2 separate regions of the Homo sapiens genome follow, and region 1 is linked to region 2. A link is a loop called in an ENCODE intact Hi-C map of the cell type or tissue named here. Cell type or tissue: dorsolateral prefrontal cortex. All regions are shown on one strand. Links, peaks and the distances in the headings refer to the core of each region. The heading gives the core; the rest is flanking DNA. Region 1 overlaps SLC6A2 (solute carrier family 6 member 2). Region 2 overlaps MMP2 (matrix metallopeptidase 2).

Region 1 (8,000 bases), core at 1-8,000, 210 kb after region 2:
GGGCCAACTGGGTGGGGTGGGGCATCGCCCTGTCCTCCATGGTCCTGGTGCCCATCTACGTCATCTATAAGTTCCTCAGCACGCAGGGCTCTCTTTGGGAGGTGAGCTCTGGTCCTCCCCAGGGGAACAGGGTGGGAGGGGGCTGAGGGGGAAGACGGGACGACTCTCATTCCTGTTGGGGTGGGGGAAGGGACAGAAGGACACAGACACTAGGGTCAAACGGACCCACCTCATTGGCCAGGTTATTTTCCCCCATGAGCCTCAGTTTCCACATCTGTATATTGAGGATAATATTACGTACCCCAAAACAAAAAAGAAGTACTTAGCACAGTGTCTGGCGCACAGGAGGTGTTCAGTACATGTTACTTGGGGGTGAGCTCAGCCCTGGAGTTCACTAAGGATTGATTAGACAGACTGCCTGAACCCAGCTCACTGTGATGTCTCTGTCTAAGATTTGTCATTTCCCAAGATGTCCCAGCTCTCCCCATCCAAGCCCACTGTGATCTGCTCCTTCTGGTTTTCACCTGCCTCTTTCCAGAACCTAATAATCTGATCAGCCTAAACCAGAGATTTCTGAACTATTTCTTTCTATGCATTCTGCATATATGTCAATATTTATACATATGTATATATGTACATGTGTGTGTATATACATACATGTATATATACACACACACACACATTTATATAAATATTTAGGAAACTGCCCTTTATTCTGAAATTATGTCACTCCTATTTGATTAAAATATCCTTTCTTTCATAAACTAATAGTGATAATCTTTTCCTCATATCCTTACTTTACAAAACAAAGATGATTTCATTCCTTCATTCCTTTATCCACTCACTTGGAAGGTATTTATTGGGACGCAGATATATGCTGGGTAGTATTCGAGGCACTAGACAAAAATTCCTGCCCTTATGGAGTTCACATTCTAATCAAGGGCAGGTAAACAAAATGAGGATGGAAGGCATCCTTGGGAGCCACAAGGAAACTCAAGGAAGGGAGTAACAGACAGACAGTCCCCATCCTCATTCTTTGTGATACATTTCCTGTCTGTGAAATCCCTAAGTCTGGTTCCGGGTCACTGGGAGGATCAGTGTTCAGTGACCTCATTCTAGACATGGGAACTGGGACCTGAGCCTTCTATTCTTCACACTTTGGGAGTGGAGAGGCTTCCTGCTACCAGTGATCAATTGTTGGTTCAGAACACATGGCTTGAGACCCCACAAGTGCCTCCACTGCAGGAGGGCTTTCCTGATTCCCTGCAGGGCCAGAGGCTTCCTTCCACACTCTCCCTGCTGCACTTTCTCCATTCTGGGTCTAAGATGATGTGTGTGTTTGTTCATTGCCAGTCCCTTACATGGGCGGTAAGCTCCCCCAAAGTAGAGACTGTGTGGGTCTCCTTCAAGTCTGGATCCACAGGGCCTAGCCCCATGTCTGACCACAGTAGGCAGCTCAAGAAACAGTGTCTGGATGAGTGACTCAATGGACCAGCTCCACAAACAAAGCTGGAGGTGTCTTGTACAGACCCCAAATGCTATCCATGTGGGGCTGCAGGATCAAATAGCAGGTGGCCCTCATCTGGGGGTGCAGCCAGGCTGCCAGAAGGGTGTCCCTGGGCCAAGCTGAGGCCTCCTCCCCTTCTCTTCCTTTCAGAGACTGGCCTATGGCATCACGCCAGAGAACGAGCACCACCTGGTGGCTCAGAGGGACATCAGACAGTTCCAGGTGGGTGAAGCCTAGACCCCTGGGGTGGAGATTACAAGGGCGGGCCCTGGCTGTTCCCTGCTGTGCACTGCCCAAGGCTAGACATCACATCCAGAAAACCCAGAAACCCAGTGTGAGCTGCCTTTTCCCCTTGGAAACATCGGGATGGGGGACAGGGAGGCTCACCTTGAGCCCATGGCCTCAGGCTTGCCCTGTGACTTTGGGGAGGTTCTGCTGCCCTTTCTGGGCCTCTGTGACAATTAGGGAATCAACTTGCACGTTCCCTGAGGTCCGTGAAGGAAGGGGGTGTTTTTCTGCCTTCTCTCTACCTCCTGCTGCCCCCGCCAGCTGGCCCTTGCTCCTTTCTGTCCCCACCATGTCATCAAGTCCTCGCTGTCTTTCTCTGCAGTTGCAACACTGGCTGGCCATCTGAGCCTGCCTGGAGGAGAAGGAGGAACCCCCATGCCAATGTCCAGGTCACAGGCATCCGCTGCGCTCCCACCTCGGACACCATCTTGGGATTCCTCCCCTGGAAGTTGTCCTTTCTGATCCTCTCTTCTTTTCCCATTTACAAATGATTTCGTGACTGTAGTTTTTGTTCACCTTCTGTGCATCTGGCCTGGGGGCTGTTAGCTCAGAGGAGAGGAGCAAACAGGAAAATGACTTCTGTTCTGTCCCCGCTGTTTTGGGGGAAGTCTCTCCCACTTTGGGATCCTGCTGAAGCTAGGTTCATGAGGTCGGAAATCCCCACCACATTTGCCTAGACTTTGGGCACAGGAGTTCTTAGTCCACCAAATCAGAGAGAGGATGGGCTTTTGATCAGATACCCCTCCCAAAAAAAAAAAAAACTAAAACTAAAGCAAAAATCAAACAAAATCTGGCTGAGTTTAGTGGGGTGGTTGGGGAAGGTACATAGACCCTCCTCTTGCCCACCCTAGACAGCCCTCTCATGTCTGAACCTCAGCCTGGGAGTTAGATTTATTTGTCTCTAAAATGAAGTCAGTGGATAGATGCTTTGAGGGATTTTGAGTAGAAACATTCATAGTTAATTTTCACTCTGGCCAATCTGAGTTTGATGTGTGTGTTCTGGAACATTCCTCCAGCTTTTGGTGGTCAGATGGCCCAGAGATATGGGGGACAGGAGGAAGAGGGTAAATGAACCACAGTGAGCAGGTTCTAGGAGGTACCTGCATCAGACAAGCTGGTGGAGGCCACGTGGCAAGCCACATCTACTGAGGCCTCATGCTGCTCTTGCTCTGTAAGACACGGAGCCCAGAAACCCATCTGCACTTCCTGAGACCTGCCTGGGGAAACGGGGGCAGGGACCAAGTGAGGCCTCATGTGTGTCTTCACCGTGCTGTCCTCACAAGGCCAGGTGGGTGCCCAAAGGGAGCCTGACAGGCTGTTGTGTTAATTTATTGTTCTTGCACACCTGCACAGCCTCCCTCTGGGGATCCCACCTGGAGTGGACCAGGGGTCTTGAGAAATGGAGAGTTGGCTGCAAAAACTCTCATGCACTAGATGTGGCACCTTGGAGGGCAGGGTGAGACAAGCAGCCCAGAAATACTCTCTCAAGTGGAGGGGAGAATTTTGAGAGTGGATGGAACAGTTTGGTGGTTTCAGAGAATTTCTAGGTTTCTACTTGGATCTACTTCTGATACAAACTTGCACTTGGTGCCCTCTGGTGGTGTTTAGTTTTAGTTCCGTAAGAGAAATGATTCCTAGTTTGCTAAATTGGTGGCATCTTTGGGAGGGGTTTCTGTTTATGGTTAGAGTCTCTTACACCCTTGTTGGAGGGATTCTTATTCTGACTGTGGGAGCTCCTGTTGCGGGATCTTGGGAAAAAATAAAGAAGCCGCTGCATTCGCACGTCAAGAAGGTGCTTTGCCTCAAATTGGGGTGTTGTTGAGCCTGGTGGTTCCTGCATGAAGAGGATTATGAGGGGACCAGGGTGGGGCAGGGAGATGGTTTTGTCTCCCAGGGTCCTGAGGTTTCCTTGCTGGGTCGGGGTCCTCAGGTCATTCTATAGATAAAAGAGGGAAAATCAGGAGACTTTGAATCTTTCTGTATAAAAAGGTCAGCTGAATGCCTGAGACAGCCCAGGTGGCAGGTGTCTTGGAGCCCTGTGAACAGTGAGGCTTAAGAATGGAGAACAATCAGGTCGGGGTCTGGGCCCCATTAGTGACTTTATATCCTCCCATAAAAGGTAACTTCTTCCTAGGTGTTACCATTTTTCTTTTCGTTTTTTGTTTTTGTTTTTGTTTGTTTGTTTGTTTGTTTGTAATAAAGCACTTTAATGCACATTACCTGCCATCTGCCCAGTGAGGACTGCAGGGCTATAGCTTCTATCTCCCCATTTCCCAGGTGAGAGAACCAAGGCCCAGCATTTTAGTCACTCTTGCTCAAGGTTTTTTAGCAACTAACAGATCGAGTTGGGCCTTCAATTCACATCCACTGACTCTCAGCCCAGATTATTTTGAATATTCCCTGCACAATAGGGTTCACCCCACCCAGGACTGTCATTTTTAAAAAACTCATTCAAACCGCAAAGGAAAATTTCTTAGCAAAAGAACAATGTGTTGGAGGATGGGAAGGGGCGAGAGAATGCCATTTATTTTCCTCTAGCTGGTTTCCAGAGAGGAAATTATTTAGCTGCTCTCTTTTGATGAAAATAATCACTCTTTGGAATAGTTGGATGTGAAAAGCTGAGTCTACTTGGTTGAAATGAGAGCAAACAGTCAGCAAAGCCTTTTGCATTAGAGCAGGGTCGTGCTTCCGAGAGAGCCTGCCATTTCCTCTTTGCCATCTGCATGTGGCCCCTTCTGCCTCCAGACATTTGTCCCGGGGTGAATCGGAGATGTGGTGCTAGCTGAACCAACACCAAACCAACGCAGTGGTGCTGCCTTGCGGCGGAAGTTGGCTCCTGAATCTGGGATGGGAACCTGGCTCCAAGCCTGGGTCCCCTGGGAGGGTGGGGGTACCCAGAAAGCCCTTGGAAGTTCTCGGGGAGGTGCTTGGAGATCATTTGGGTTTACCTTTCCACCCACATTTAATGGAGAGAGAGTATGGGCTTTATGTTAAGTCATCTTTGACTTCCTTTTTGTAGCTTGTTTTTAATAGCAGAGGTCACCCGGGACAAGGGTGCTGTGTACTGTATATGACACTTGACGCTTTTGATATTTTTTCAGGTTTTTAAAGAATTATTATTTTTCATGAAATGTAAAATATCAGTTTGAGAACATCACATTTACGTCTACTCAATGTCTAGTTATTTAGCACCCACCTTTTAGCTTTCATTCTAGATGAAAACGAGACAAGGGAGAAGGAGAGCTACCAACTCTTGCCAGATATCCTGCTGAACAGAAATCCCTGAAGCTGCCTTAATTCTCAAAAGGAGTTACCGCTCAGCTGGGAGCCAGTTCCTGCTATATGATCTGTTTTCTAGCCTCGCTAATGTGAGACTGAAGCATTCTTACCAAAGAAATCATTTCCTAGTAAAGAAGCCCATTGAACTCACTTTATTTGTTTATTTCCTTCGAAAGCCACCGAAGAGAGAAAAACAGAGAAGGTGTGTAGTGTGGCGGAAAAAGCACAGCATATAGTTTTACAGACTTGGGTCTGCAGCTGACTAGCTGGGTGGCCTGGGGATAGTGGCTTCATCTTTTGGGGCTTCAAGATTCTTTGTCTTTAAAATCAGGGGTTATATCAGATCATCAAAGTTCCCATTCCATTAAAGAAAACCCTGCATGTATCCATAATGATGCTCTCCTGTTAAATTTACAATGAAGGAAACACATCACTTAACTGTAAGAATTTCCCAAAATGAACTGATGACCAGTGATCTCTCTATCAGAGAAATGTCAGATTTCTAGCCTCCAGAACTTTGATTTTTCTGGACATTCAATAGTTCCTCTTTCTCAGATATTTTTCAACTGATGCCAGAAACACTTGGTATTTGTTTTTAATCCAACCCTTTTGTTTTGAGGCTTTGGAGGGTAACACATTTTCATACCCTGTGAGTCCCAGGATCCACAGCTCTGCTGTGGTCTTAGAAGCCACTGAAACATTGGTGAATGTGAAGTCACTTTTGGGGTGCCTGCCCTCATCCCTCTGTCTCTCTGCTTCCGTGTAAATAAAGACTGTTTCAATTGTGTCCTCTCTGTGTCATGGACTGTTCCAATGTCATGCAGATTTCTGTGTCTGATATGGATTTTAAAAGTTGTTCTCTTTGTGGAATATAAGTGTACAGAATAATAAATAATGTTTCCTGGGCTGTGTATCTGGTAGCAGAGTTCTGAATGCTTTCTTCCATGAAGGTGGAATGCTACAAATTATGTAAGGGAGGTGGGTGTATCTATGATCAGCTTCCAACTAGTAAAGAAGAGCGTCTGGTCATAGTGACCCACCTTTTAATCAAATAACTCTTTTTATAACCTATGGAAAAGGAGATTGGAAGGAGTTAAATCTGTAATCTTAGCTTTGAGATTAACATATATTTTTAAATAAAAAGAGGGCACCAAGTGATACCAGGTTTAGTTTAGTTTAGTTTTCATTTCTAAGGCTGTTTCAAGGAGCTCAGAACCTCCTGTTGGATTGAATTAAATACACAATTTGGTGCATGTGTGAATTTTTCTGGGGAGAGGGATACATTCACATTTAGACCTTAGAAGATCTAAGTCTTTGTTTGGGGAAGATGTAAGCTGAGTATTGTCATTGTTTGGAGAAGATGTGAACTTATAGGTAATTATTTTTAATGCAAGCCAGCAAATAGATAGTGATACCAATGTAAAAGGGGTGTTGTCAAATAACTGTTCAGTCAATGTCTTCAAATATCTAAAGGCTGTCAGAGAGTGTGTGGTGGGCCCAAGTGCTGAAATGGTGCCAATGGTAGGAAGTCCAGGAAGACAGCTTGCAAGATTCTACCAGAATAGAGAATGGGCTGTTGCTGGAAGTGGTAACTCCAGCTCTAGAGATATGCAAGCAGATAGCAGGCAGTGTCTCCTGGGGATGCAATGTCAGGTGGAATTGGGGGGAGGGAGGTTGCACAACCTCTAAGATTCCTTCCATTTGGAGTTCCTAGGGTTGTTTTTTTTCTTTTTTCTTCTTCTTTTTTTTTTTTTTTTTTTTTTGACAGTCATAAGCCTGCCTTGTACAGCAGCACTGGGAGATGCAAATACATTCATGCCAAGGACCCTGGGGTAGGAGTGGTTTGGCCTCACAAATTAGAGTTGGGAAGATATCCCAGAGAGGCTATTATCATTCTGATCATTTTGTTTCAACCCAGAATTGGAGTTGGGCTTTATTATAGTGAATCAAACAGAAGGCAGCTGCACTTCTGGCATTCCCTTGTGCCTGACGAGATCTGGTAAGCAGTGGTCTTGTGGGAGGAGGGGAGGGAGGCTGGTCCAGAGAAGGAAAGGGCAGCTGTTTTGTGGGGGTGATGGAGAATCTGGTGGCCCAGGCTTCCACCCTGTCCCCTAGGCTGACAACACAGTAGGAGAAGTCGGAGCAGCACAGATAAGCCTCACCTTAGGCACTTAGTGGGCTTCTGAATTTTCCCCAATTTAATTGCACCCCATCCTACTTCTGGAGATTGGATAGCTTCATTTTTATCTCCTCCCCAAAGGCACTGATACACGTAGTCTCTATCTGGGGCTCAATTTGTTCCTCTACAGCGGATCGGGAGTGGTCAGAACTAAGTGTTCATGAATGGGTTTCAAAATTTTTCAGAATCTTCTGAGATTAAATTCAAACTTCTGTTTGAATGAATTTGTGCTCATTTTTGGGGAAAAAGGATCCATACATTCATCAAGTTTTCAAATATTTAAAACCCACAAGTATATATTACTTTTGGGGGCCTCTCTCTTCTGATGATACATGGCATCGGTCTCTGCCCTTCACCCCAAACTAAATGAGGATGACAATAGACCTTATTTCTGAATCTCAGTCACCCCGCATTATGTTGACTTTGTTTTTTTGTCTGTTTGTTTCTGAGACAGGGTCTCACTGTGTCGCCCAGGCTGGAGTACAGTGGTGCGATGACAGCTCACAGCAGTCTTGACCTCCTGGGCTCAAAGTGATCCTCCCGCCTCAGCCTCCTGAGTAGATGGGATTATAAGTGCATGCCACCACAGTTGTCTAATTTTATTTTTGGTAGAAACAGTGACTCACTAGATTGCCCAGGCTGGTCTCAAACTCCTGACCTCAAGCAAACCTCCTGCCTTAGCTTCCTGAGTAGCTGGGATCACAGGTGCAGGCCACTGGGCCTGGCTTGACTTTTCATATCAATCAT
Region 2 (13,032 bases), core at 5,033-13,032:
GGCTTCCTCTGGTGCTCCACCACCTACAACTTTGAGAAGGATGGCAAGTACGGCTTCTGTCCCCATGAAGGTGAGCATCCACTCTAGTCCCCAAGACTTTCCACCCCAAGCCTCCAGCTTCCCGGGCTCCCCAGTGTGCTCTTCCCTCCACACTCTCCAGGACTGGCTGCCACTGCCAGTTAATGAGCATCCCTCCAACGTCCTTCACTCAGTTCCCCCCCATCCTGATCTGAGCCATTGCTGTTTCTCTCCCACCAGTACCATGATGAACGTAGTACTCTAATTAAATCAAGTTGATTTTTTTTAAGTTTCACCATTAGCAATCATTTAGGAAGTCACAGATTTGATTTGCTAATTATTTATTTCTAATATATATTGGAGTGAACTTAGAACTATTACAATGCCCAGTGGTTCTCTCTAGAACCAGTCTTTACACTTCAGTCAAGATTGATACTTCAAGGGCATGAGGAAAGGCTTGCTGGTAGCTGGAAACCTAGCAGTGTGATAGGGAGGCAGGACTCAGACCAGGGCTGGACTCAACCTGGTTTGCGTACTCCAACTGAGGAATTTCAGCTATTGCTCCTGCCTTGGTCCTGATGCTGCCTCTGCTAATGCGTGTGTGTGTGTGTGTGTGTGTGCCTGTGTGTGTGTGTGTGTGTGTGTGTGTGTGTGTGTGTGTGTGTCTGGGCACGGGGGCTATACTATCTGCCTCTCTTGGGCACTGTCTTTTTCTGCCTCCTGTCTAGCTTGTGTCTGCATCTCTGTGTCTTGATAAAGACTTTAGGCTTGACTCAGTATTTGTGTTTGTGTGCTTGTCAGTGCCTGAGATGCAACATTTCAGAGATTTTGAAGCCACATGGGGGAAATCTTTTAAAATGGGGTACAGATATTGACATACACACTCAATCCTTTTTAAAAATATCCTTGACACACTTAATAGTCATAAATCACAAAAAGACAATGTAACTTCATACTCTATGAAGTCATCATATTTGATAATTCTGCAGATTGAAAGCCCAGAAAACCTGGCGAAAATGGAAAAAAGTCTAAAAATTTTTAACACTATCTTCTTTCCCATGTCACAAAGACTCTATAGTCTACATAGACTAAAGACTGTCTTTTTGTCTGTAATTTTATGTCTGTGAATCTCCCTAACCCCACTGTAACTGAAAACTAAGCACCAACCATCTTGACAGAATGAAAGAAACAAAGAGCTAGTTAATTCCCTTCCTGTTTATGCTTTTACTACCAGAGCTAAACTTTATATTAAGTAAGAGTTTAAGCCATTCACCATTAATAAGTCAGACATTTTGAAATAAAAATATTTTTTGTATCTTGCGTTTCCCGGTAGGGATTACATGTGGCGTTAACCCTTCCCTGTGTCACCCCTCTGATAGGAACAGAAAGCTTTGGTGATAGTTAGATGTGGAAACAGCTGTATTTCATAAATTTGGGAAGGGTTATTCCCTGCATTGGACATTAGCCATTTACTTTGTGCTTAGCCAGATGCAAGTACGCACAACACGCACGTGTCTGGGTCTCGAGGCAGAGATTGTTGTTACTCAGCCCCTGCTGATGGCTGAGTCAGTGTCTGATTCTTGCCATCCTTGTCAGGGGAATTTGGGAGGAGACAGGGGCTTCCTGGGTGGTAGAAATGAGAGGTCAGAGGCAGGGGGCTGGCATTGGTCGAAGTTAACGCTTTGCCTTTCTCAACTCTGAGGCCACTAAGGTATCTGGACTCAGTCTTGCCTTTTCTCTAGGTGCCATTGTTTCTGGCATTGCAGGACAAGGTCTTTTGGTAGAGAGGGGAGTGGTGAGGATACAGGGCCTCGAGTTCTGTGGTGGGAGGCCAGGGACTGGGCTCCATTCCGGCCATGGTGGAGTTAACGGGGGCTGGTGAGGTCACCTCTGGCGCCGTTGTGCACAGATGGTCCTTGTTATGGACTTGTGGTTTTGCTGGTTGGCAATTCCAGAGACACCATTTTTTAGCTTTGGGTGGATGAGGGGAGGATGGGGAGAATCCAAGACAGACAGGCCAGGCTCTGAACCCCACTCCCTCCCCCAACTCTCCATTTATGGCCCCTGTCTTGAAGATGTCAAAGTAGGAGCCCAGAGTGTTTAGTAAAAGGGACCTGAAGGCACCACCTCCCTCTCCCTCCCTCCTCCTCTTCATTCTTTCTCTCCTTCCTACAGAGACTGCAACAAGGCCATCCAGGAAGGGGCCTGGGGTTGACAGGAGGTAAAGCAAGCTTTCTGTGTATGCGTGTGCACGCACACACACATATATGAGAGTGACAGACTAAGCAAGAGAGATTGAGATTAGTGTGTTTTGTAGTTTTTAGTTACAACCTTCATTCACTTCTTTCATTTCTGTGACCATGAGCAGTTTGAGAACCATCTTTGTCCTAGCCTTGATTTCTCCACCTATCAAATGGAGAGAGATTCTCGTGGTCCTGCCTGCCATGACTGATATATTCATGTCATACATCATTATTACATGAAATTTGCATGGTACAGGTGTGGACCAGGCAGAATGGACAGTGCCCTTGGGGCTGAGGCAGGGTTCTAGAAGCCCTTGCTGTGTGCCAGGTGTCAATCATTTTGTTGTTGGGTGGTCCACAAGGTCCCACGGGAGGGATTGGGATAACCAGGGAAGCAGGGGTTCTCTCTGGGAGCTCAGAGAAGCAGCTCCTTACCAACCAGTAGAGATGTTTTCTTAATATTTTAACAATGCATCAACTTCACTGGTGTGAACCGGCAGGTGGGCAGCCAGCCAGCCCTGTGCCCATGGAAGCATGTCTCATTCACATCCTTCCCTCTCTCCCCCACCCTTAGCCCTGTTCACCATGGGCGGCAACGCTGAAGGACAGCCCTGCAAGTTTCCATTCCGCTTCCAGGGCACATCCTATGACAGCTGCACCACTGAGGGCCGCACGGATGGCTACCGCTGGTGCGGCACCACTGAGGACTACGACCGCGACAAGAAGTATGGCTTCTGCCCTGAGACCGGTGGGTGCCACTCCCTCTCCCTCCCTCAGGGCCCAGCACCTGCTGTCTGACAAAAAAAAAACCCATAAGACTCCGAGTGCCCACCTCCTTTCCCCAAGACAGGGGTGCTAAGACATCTGTGCGAATGACATCCACACCAAGATGTCCGTGTAGCTAGTCAGGATACTTGTCACCTGGTATGGCCTGGGCACTGAAATCAGAACAGACATTGGGCATCAACAGTTGAATTGGTGACACTTAAATGTCAGGCCTGCTCAGGATCCTCTGACCGACCTGCATCCCTTTTCTCTCAGGCTCTCTGGCAGAGACTTCTCTCTCCTCCTCTCTGACCCTGCAATCTCTCTTCCCTGCCTTTCCTGGTCTGTATCTCCACCTTTTAGTCTGTTTTTTATTAAGAGCTCCGTGCTTTCCTCCCTGTCTCCTTCCTGCCCTCCTCTCTATCCCTCCCTCCTTTCCTTCTTCCCTTCCTCCAACAGGAATTTACTGAGCGCCTGCTTTGTGCAGCATACACAGAGGTTGGTCTCTGCAAAGCCCTGCCCAAGGGGGCTCACAGCTGAGGGGCATGTGCTGGTGCCATCAGCTTCATCCAACTCCCTTTGCCCCTAGCCCATCTGCCCCCTTCCATGGGAGGCTCATTAGAACTCTGGAATCTGGCTTCCTGGGTTTGAATTGCAGCTCTGATACTTCCTAGCAGTGTTGGCTTAGGGAAATTTCATCATCTCTCTGATCTATTTCCCATCCATGAAACGCGGTGCTATTCAGTCCCTCCTGCACAAGGCTGTTGTCAGGGGTGGGTGAGATGAGTCTAAAGATACAGTGCCTGGGACTGAGTCTAACTTAGGTGTGGTTCATTAAGGTCAGCGTCATGTCATTGCTTCCTGGTGGTAGCCTCAGACTCTTTGCTGCGCCTTGACCCGTATCCCTAACCCCACAGCCATGTCCACTGTTGGTGGGAACTCAGAAGGTGCCCCCTGTGTCTTCCCCTTCACTTTCCTGGGCAACAAATATGAGAGCTGCACCAGCGCCGGCCGCAGTGACGGAAAGATGTGGTGTGCGACCACAGCCAACTACGATGATGACCGCAAGTGGGGCTTCTGCCCTGACCAAGGTACGAGGCCCTGGTCATTGGACAGAGACCCTGGACATTGCCCTTGCCCCTAAACTTGCTCCAAAAACCTTCCTGAGACCTCACCCACTTCAAGCATAGACACTGCCCCCCAGACACCCACCTACCCAGACCCGCCCACCTGGGCTGAGACAATGCCCATCTCTGGTGGAGCCAAGGTCCCTGCTTAGATCCTGCCCATCCAGGTGGAGGCACAGCCTCCAAAATCAGACCCTGGTAGACCAGATGCTGCTACTCACCTCCTGGGTAAGAACTGGCCTTCCTGAGGGGTCACTGCTCTTGTCTTCCCCTTCAGCCACCCTCCAGGCGGGCTTGTGACTACCAAAATTGGCTGAATTCTGAGCACAGATTACCAGAGAGACAATTCTCCTAAGAGACATTCCCACTGCACAAAGAGGTGCCTTCAAGGAGCTGGTAGGCAGTAGAAGAAAGGAAAAAAGGAAGAGCCTCATGCTTGATCTGACACCATGGTCCACGCAGCCCTGGGGGAGCCCCCAGAGCCCTCTCTCCCCCATCAGTCAGCACCATCTGTTACCAGGGTGTAAATGGTGGGTCCTCGTCAGTCCTGGGTGCTGAGGATGGAGCTGACTGGGACAGCTCTCTGCCCCCTAGGACTCACAAGCTCAGGGGAGAGAGTGACCAGGAGACAGCTTGTGACCTTACTATGTGCTCAGTGCAGTGAGCAGGGTGCTTGGGGCCCTGTGCCCAATCTAGGCTACAGAGCCCAGGGTTGCAGGGTTGCTTAAAGCTCCCTGATGGCCCATAATGGCCAGGTCAGTGGGCAGGTCCAGGGCCTGTCAGAATTAGGCAAGCCTGTCTTTATGTTGCTTTCATTCTTTTTAATCATCATGAGATGGAACTTGGCAGATGTCAGTGGACAGAGGCTGGCCAAAGGAGGTTTTCTTATCCCCTGCTAAATTCCTTGCTAGGACACAGTCTGATTTTACCAGCTTAAAGGTGGGATTCTCCACCTTCCTGAGTGGTTCAAGTATCCAGAGCTCAGTGGCTCACCCAGGGTGAATATTATAGTCTCCTGGGGCTGCCATGACAAAGTGCCACAAACTGATGGCTTGAAACAAACCCCATGTATTCTTTCATGCTTCTGGAGGCTGGAAGTCTAAAATCACGGCGTCAGTAAGGCCATGTTCCCTCTGAAGGATGCGTCACTCCAGTCTATGCCTCTGTCATGACATGGATGGCCTTCTTCCCCCTCTGCTTGCCTCTCCTCCTTTTTTTTTTTTTTGAGACGGAGTCTTGCTCTTGCCCAGCTGGAGTGCAGTGGCATGATCTCGGCTCACTGCAACCTCTGCCTCCTGGGTTCAAGTGATTCTCCTGCCTATTTCCAAATAAGTTCACATTCACAGGTCCCTAGGGTTAAGACTTGGGCAAATCTTTTCTGGGGGGACGCATTTAACCACAACAGGGTGTGACACAGGTTTTGCTCGCTGGCTGTGGCTCAGCCTGTGCAACCACGCTAAGTGTGAAAGGTTTTTACTGCTTTCACCTGGGCAGAAATGGTGGCAACATGGGGCCAGCCTATCCCCACTCTTCTTACCTCTTCAGAGAGGCTGAGGAGCTGGGTTTGTAGAGCTCATCTTTTATAGAGAGACATAAAAAGCCAGGAAGCAGGATTTTAAAATGAATGGGGTTTTAAGTAGAAAATTCGCAGATACTACTTGTTCTGTTCCTTTATAGCACACCTGTCCTGATACTGACTTGGAAAGAGACAAGAAGACTTTGGCTGACCCCACTTGGAAACAATAGGCACTAATCCCAAAATTGTGTATTGATCCCAGAATTCTCAGGAAAAGAAAAAAAAAATCAATACATGCCGCTTCCAGGGTTCTCAGCCTTACTGTGGGGCTGTCCTCAAAAGTCTGCATCACTGGGTCAGGTCTTGACTTCTCTCTCATCTCTCTTCCTGTCTTTCAACCCTCTCTCCTCCCTGCAACCCTCAGGGTACAGCCTGTTCCTCGTGGCAGCCCACGAGTTTGGCCACGCCATGGGGCTGGAGCACTCCCAAGACCCTGGGGCCCTGATGGCACCCATTTACACCTACACCAAGAACTTCCGTCTGTCCCAGGATGACATCAAGGGCATTCAGGAGCTCTATGGTAAACCTCCGGGCGGGGGTTGGGGGTGGAGGGTGAGGAGGGGGGAGGTCATGTAGCCTGGGATGGAGGCCCAGGGGGTGGGACCAGCAAGATCTCATCCAGCCAGGAGTGCTGGAGACGAGGGCAGGAAATGGGAGTGTTGACCTGGTCTTGGGAAGGCAGAGCAGCTCTCCAAGGGGATACTTGGATAACTCTTCCCTATCCGAACAATGCTAATATCCATGTCACTCTTAGCGCTCCATTTCTGGGTTTCTCCCATTTTCTAGGTGAGTAAGGTCACCTGGTGCAAGGTTACACAGGTTTGAGCAACCCAGTGGAGTTTAGAATCCAGGAGAATAGCCAAGTACAGGACAGAATTTTCCATCATGTGGAATGACCTTAACAATACGGGGGTGGAAGTTTCTAGTTTTCATAATAAGCTTTGATTTTTAGTATGTAGTAGAAACAGAACAACCAGTGCCTTAAGCCAATTATTTATTTATTTATTTATTTATTTATTTATTTATTTATTTATTTATTGTTGGTTCTTACAGTGAGGCTAGAGTTTAAAAAGTCAGTTCATTTTTAAAAAATATTTAATGGTCCAGGTGATATCTGAGCCAGGCCAAAATAGTGAAAGTGGTGCTTGAGTGATGAAGTTTGGGGACTGCTAGACTCAGGAAAAAGCCCAAGGTCTGCCGTGAGGGGTGCTGGGTTCAAATGTGGCCTCTGCCCTTCACTAGCTGCAAGATATTGTGTAAGTCTTTATACCTCTTTGGACTCAGTTTCCTCATCTCTAAAATAATTGCTTATCATGAAAAGTGCCATACTGTCAGTTCTGGACACACCAGCGGCCCCCTGACCGCCCTGACTCTTGTGGGCATAAGAATCTGAGCTTTGGGTTTGAATCCTTGGGCAAGTCACTCAACTTTTCTGGGCCTCAGTTTCCTCACCTGTGAAATGGTGCAATCATGATACCCCACTCCCAGGGCTATAGAGAGGACTGATTTGGGTGATGTCAGTAAAAAGCATATATAAAGTACAAAGGGCCCCAGGACTCCCCAAGTCCAGGCATCTTCTTGTTACCTTACGGAGCTTACACTAAGGCCAGAAGGCGATTTCTTCTGACTCTTAGATGGTTGGGTGGGCACCCCTGGGGGCTCACCCTAGTGGGGAGAACCTCTGGAGCTGCAGAGAGTCTAAGGTCAGGTGTTCTCCCCAGGGGCCTCTCCTGACATTGACCTTGGCACCGGCCCCACCCCCACGCTGGGCCCTGTCACTCCTGAGATCTGCAAACAGGACATTGTATTTGATGGCATCGCTCAGATCCGTGGTGAGATCTTCTTCTTCAAGGACCGGTGAGTGCAGGAGCTTGCTTCTTGTCCTCCTTGTCTCCTGTCCTCTGCTCTTATACCATTATTCTTTTCCCTCACTCTTCGCTGAAGACTCCGCCAAATGCTTCCCAGAATGACCTGAATTAGGCAGTTTCTGCTGTGTATCAAACAACCTCCAGGTTTCAGTGGATTTGCACCCAAGCATTTTGTTTGCTCTCTCATAGTCTGTGGGTCTACTAGTTATCTTGACTTTCAGCTACAGTTTGGGTTCAGGTGTGCTCTGCCTGTTGTTCTCATGGGATTAGCAGCTACTCATGGCAGATGACAGGGTGCAAGAGGCCAAACTGAACTACACAAGCTCATTTAAAGCCTCCACTCACATCTTGTCTGAGAATATTCCACTGCCTGAAATAAGTCACATGGCCAATCCCAAGACCTACCCTAGAGGGTAGTACTGCAAAGTCACATGGAAATGCATATGAATGCATAATCCTAAAATCAAAATGGAGGGAAGAATTGGGAACCATAATTCAGTCTACCACAGGCCTTCTAGAATGGCGTTGCCCTCAAATGGCCAAATTACTCTGTGTATGGGTGGTGAGTGACTGCAGAGTAGAAAGAGGTGGTATTCTTCATGCTATAGATAAAGATCACCACTCAGTTGACTAAAGACTGAGGTTTACCCTAATGCCCTAGTTCCCTGGAGAATGGCAGGCAGTATCTAGGACCTCATTAAAGGGTCTGTCCTTCCATTCTTCTATCATCCATCCATCTACCCATCCATCCATCCATACCTATATCTTTCCATCCATCATCCATCCAGCCAGCCAGCCATCTATTATCCATTATTTATGATCCAGCCATCCATTATTCATTATTCATCCATTTATTCATTCATAGAGTATAGTAGTTGAGAAAATGGACTCTGAAGCCAGATTCTCTGGGTTAGAATTCTGTAACTGCTACTTACTGGTTATGTAATCATAGACAAGTTAATTAAGTATCTTCTTTGTACCTTGGTTTCCTCATTTATAAAATGGGGCTAATATTCCAACCTATCTCCTAGGGCTGTTGTAAGGATTAGATGAACTTAGTGCTGAGAACAAAAACAATGCCTGACACAGAGTAAGTGTATTCATATTAGCTATTGTTATTGACAAATAATTGTTTGGCATCTACTGTGCCAAATACTTTGCTAGGCTTTAGTAGCTGGAGGAGGAAGAATGATGTTCTCGGGACAGTGGGGTGGGGGGCTGCTAGATCAGTGTTCTCAAAGACAGGCGCATGGGCCTCCTATAACAGAACCATCTAGAGTGTGGGTATTAAAAGGTGGGTTTTCTGCCCCAGCTTCAGACCCTCCTGACTGGAACTCTGGGGCTAGGCCCCAGGAATCTGCGTTTTAGCAAATTCTCCCAGTGATTCTGATGCACATTAAAGTTTGTGCATCACAAGTCCAGTTTGAGAAATAGGCATGGAGAACTGACATGGCAAGATGAAAGAAAAGTGATCGCAGAGGTGTTAGGTGCTTTTGTGAGCACGTCCCAGTCAAGGAAGGCTTCACAGATGCAGCAGCATTTGAGCAGAGCCTTCAAAGGAGAAGCAAGAATCTGATGGGGGTGACAAGTTAGGAGGTTCTTTGAGACAGAGGGACCTGCAGAGCCAAGCCATAGTGATGTGAAAGTTTCTGGATTAGCCAGTGAGAATCTGGTGAGGCTAGAAGATGTTCCATAAACTTTCAGGAAGAGTTTCCTCTACTCTAGGCACTGGGCCAAATTCTGGGGTGCAGATGCCTTGCCCTTCACAGGGTCTGCTGGCCAATGGGGAAATGGCAAGAATGCAATGAGAGATGAGACTTAGAATGTAGTGAGAAATCAGGTCCCGTCAGGCCTCGAATGCCCAAATCAGGATATATAACAGCAGATGTCAGCACTGCTCTGCAGTTCCCATTGTAAGGATCTGGCAATGTGCTTCATCTGGAGCTCCTCCCACTAAGAAAGCCCTGACCACACATGCAGATCTCAGATGTGTGGGGCCTAGGAAAGGATGCAGAGCCCAGACCCAGGCTGGAGCCATCCCTGGCCTACCACATCACAGTTTTCTTTCAAAAGGAACGTGATGAGTGTTTAATGGGTTTATTTGATTAACCAGTAAATATTAAACTTCAACCATGAGCAAAAATTGCTGCTAGGCACTGGTGAGGGTGGGGGTCATGAAGGACAGTATTGCAGGGTGATTAAACTCAGACTTTGGAGTCAGATCTGGATATGAATCTTGGTAATAACTAATTTATTTAGTCATTGATGTAGTGATAACTAAGTAATTTGAATCCTAACCTCTCTGAGCTTCATTTGCTAAATAAAAATTGTGACACCTTCCTACGCTAGGATGTTTTTCTGCAAATAACAGAGACCATCCCTCTGCAAACTCAATCCAGCCTAAACAGTAGAGAGAAATTGCTTTCATTTGGTACAAAGTCCAGGGGTAGAGCTGCCTGCAGGGGCAGAGAGAGGGTCAGTGACTTGATGTCTTTGTCCACTGCTAGCCTCTGCACTTACTTCATCCTAAGGCCGGTTCTACCTCATGGTCACAAGAAGGTTACCAGTGGCAGTTGGGGCTCTAATCCCTGCCCTCTCCCAGGAAGCGAGAGAGAAAGAGACACGCACAGATACACACACACAGACCCCCAGATGTGAAATACAAGTCTGTGTGTTCCGTCTTTACACCACTGTAAGTCATATGGCAACTGCTGAATCAGTAACAGTGCTAGGGAATGCTAAACTCTGATTGGCTTAGACCAGTAGTTCTCAAACCTTGGCATGCGTTAGAATCATCTGGAAGGCTTGTTAAAACACAGATTCTGGGCCCCAAGCCCAGAGATTCTTATCTGTAGATCTCTGTAAGGACCCAATCATTTGCATTTCTAATGAGTTCTCAGGTGACGCAGATGCTGCTGGTCAGGAGACTGCACTTTGAGAACCAGTGGCTTATACCAATCAGTATCTACCCCTAGAATGGGGGTAGGGGACACAGGGTCAGAGGAGGTGAAGGCTGGATCATAAATGTGGAGTTTTGTGAAGAAGGATGGTGGGGAAATAGATAATTAATGCTAGGTAGACCATCCAGAGTGCATGCTGTCTTAAAAGATTGTGGGGATTAAATTACAAGGCACATAAATAAAGCACATGGCATTTAGTAGGACCCTCAATAAATGATAACTCTTACTCTTGACAAAGTACACAAATTCATTTCATTTTAATTCAGGAAATACTTGAGTGTCATCAGCTCCTGCCCCAATTGGCCTCTAATCAAATAGGAGAGTTAAGACAAACAGACACTACTGTTCCAGGCACTCAGAGTTGATGATTTTGAGAGGCTTAGAGAGGGAAAACACAATATGGATGGAGGTAGTCAGGGAAGGCTTCCTGGAGGAGGTAGAGGGAGAGAACAGGGTAGGAGGATGTTTCTCAGCTCCAGCAGATTGCAGACAGGAACTCTGCCCGTTCTCCAGTCCTTCTCCAACCTTCCTTTGATCCTGCCTCCCACTCCCATCATGGAATCATCTCTGGGATGTTTCTGGGTGGGTTTGGGGGTGTGTGTGGTTCGAGCTGCAGGGTGACTGAAGATGTGGTTTCCTGTGCCCCCTTGCCTCCTGCCAGGTTCATTTGGCGGACTGTGACGCCACGTGACAAGCCCATGGGGCCCCTGCTGGTGGCCACATTCTGGCCTGAGCTCCCGGAAAAGATTGATGCGGTATACGAGGCCCCACAGGAGGAGAAGGCTGTGTTCTTTGCAGGTGTGTGGGAAGCACCCTTCCTTGGCCCTCAGCTCCACAGGGCTCTGCACCAGGGCTCCTGGGTGTCCCAGGCTCACTCCCCCTCTCAAACCACAGTTCCTATGCACCCGTGGGTGCTCCCTTTCCTTTATGGATTCATTCTTTCAACATTATTTCCTGAAGTGCGCAGCTCCTCTGGGAGATTGGTTCCGACACCCAACATCAGATAGCATTAACCCTCAGTGTACACATTTCATTTTCTTAATTCTTTTCAATCCGTCTCATTTCTTTTCTAGAAGAAAAAAAGTCTCAGTTTAGTGCTGGTGTGTCCCTAACGCCTTTGTAGTGATACAGTCTTTGGCAGGTAACAGTTTTAGTTCGAATGTTTTAAAGAATATTTGTTTTCATTTTTACTTTTAGACATAAATTGGTTTTAACAGAGGCAGTTAGTTATAATAGTGTGGAGTTTCAAATCAGGACAGAAACGGATTATTCAGTAACTGATATTTTGACAGTCAAAAAACATTTTTTAATAAATTTATTTTTAAAGATTTCAAAATGAATTCACTGAAAGCAGAATGTTAAGTAAATAATAGTACAGGGAGCCCCTAGAAGTGGTAGAAATCATCAAGGTGAGGTCTGTATGGCTAAGGTTTACTCATTTAACATTTATTGGAGCATTTCCATGCGCTGGGCTTTGCCATACCCTGGGGATACAAGCTCTGCCTTCGCGATGCTCACAAACCACTCAGGGAGACAGACAGCTGGGCTCTTATGAGGGGTAAAGAAGGATTTAGGAGGTCCCTGTCCTGGTCTGAGGTGGGATCCTAGAGAAGATAAAGGCTCAGCCAAGACTATTGTCTCCACCACCTGGCTCCCACCTCCCCCAATCCACCGTAATCATGGGTCCCGGAGAGGACAACTGCTGGCTCCTAGGGCACCTTTTTGCAAATTAGCAAAAGGTGCCTCTTTATGACAGCAAGGCCCTTAGAGTGCACGACTTGGTGAGCAGAGTGTGAGCTGGATTTATCCCCCAACTCATGTCCTTGACCAGGCACCTTCTGTAATTGACTTCTAAAGCCCTCTGTGTGAGCCCTGATTCTGGGCACTGCAACCAGGAGTGAGCAGGAAGTTGCACTCTGTTGGGAATGGCTGCAGTGGGGCCCGTGGACAGACAGATGATGGGAGGAACAGGCTGGCCTAGGGCATGTCAGCACCAGCCAACACACCCTTTGCTTCCACCCCAGGGAATGAATACTGGATCTACTCAGCCAGCACCCTGGAGCGAGGGTACCCCAAGCCACTGACCAGCCTGGGACTGCCCCCTGATGTCCAGCGAGTGGATGCCGCCTTTAACTGGAGCAAAAACAAGAAGACATACATCTTTGCTGGAGACAAATTCTGGAGGTAAGGGAGGGCGGTGGGTAGGACAGCAGCACAGTTGGCTGCGAGAGACAGAGAAGCCGCCCTGAGGCTTCAAGCCTCCTGGGCTGAGTTCAGAGGTTGGTGGGCTCTGGATGCCCTCTCTCTGGTATCTAACCTCTTTGGTCTCTGGCACCTCTGAGATGTTGCCAAAGGTGAACCATTCTTGTACACATTGCTGATATAATTCTGGTGGAATATCCTTTCTCTTTGCAGAATTCTTTTGATTGGCCCATGTCTGGTCTGGACCCTCACATTTTGAAATGACTCACTGAA

What was found. Hi-C counts contacts between places; a loop is a spot of excess contacts. Peaks named below come from ENCODE experiments on the same cell type or tissue, not always from the same donor. Only the 100,000 strongest peaks of a DNase experiment are listed, where the experiment ranks them.
Region 1: a loop joins it to region 2, with 5 times the contacts of the local background. A loop is called at or near these places in 32 of 110 quality-filtered maps.

The regions. Positions count from the first base shown.
Region 1 is chr16:55,700,206-55,708,205 of GRCh38, forward strand. It overlaps SLC6A2 (solute carrier family 6 member 2), which reads left to right. Exons shown (of 15, transcript NM_001172501.3): 13 at 1-101; 14 at 1,658-1,729; 15 at 2,118-5,987. The coding sequence ends at 2,141. Among named protein-coding and RNA genes, the nearest start is that of SLC6A2, 48 kb to the left of the region's middle. In dorsolateral prefrontal cortex, for the core only: CTCF peaks have their summits at 1,712 (motif pointing left), 3,380 (motif pointing left) and 3,580; DNase peaks (open chromatin) are centred at 1,676 and 3,359.
Region 2 is chr16:55,485,708-55,498,739 of GRCh38, forward strand. MMP2 (matrix metallopeptidase 2) reads left to right here. Exons shown (of 13, transcript NM_004530.6): 5 at 1-70; 6 at 2,836-3,009; 7 at 3,944-4,117; 8 at 6,094-6,249; 9 at 7,451-7,586; 10 at 11,219-11,355; 11 at 12,582-12,741. Among named protein-coding and RNA genes, the nearest start is that of MMP2, 13 kb to the left of the region's middle. In dorsolateral prefrontal cortex, for the core only: a CTCF peak has its summit at 9,485; a DNase peak (open chromatin) is centred at 9,504; H3K27ac peaks cover 991 bases.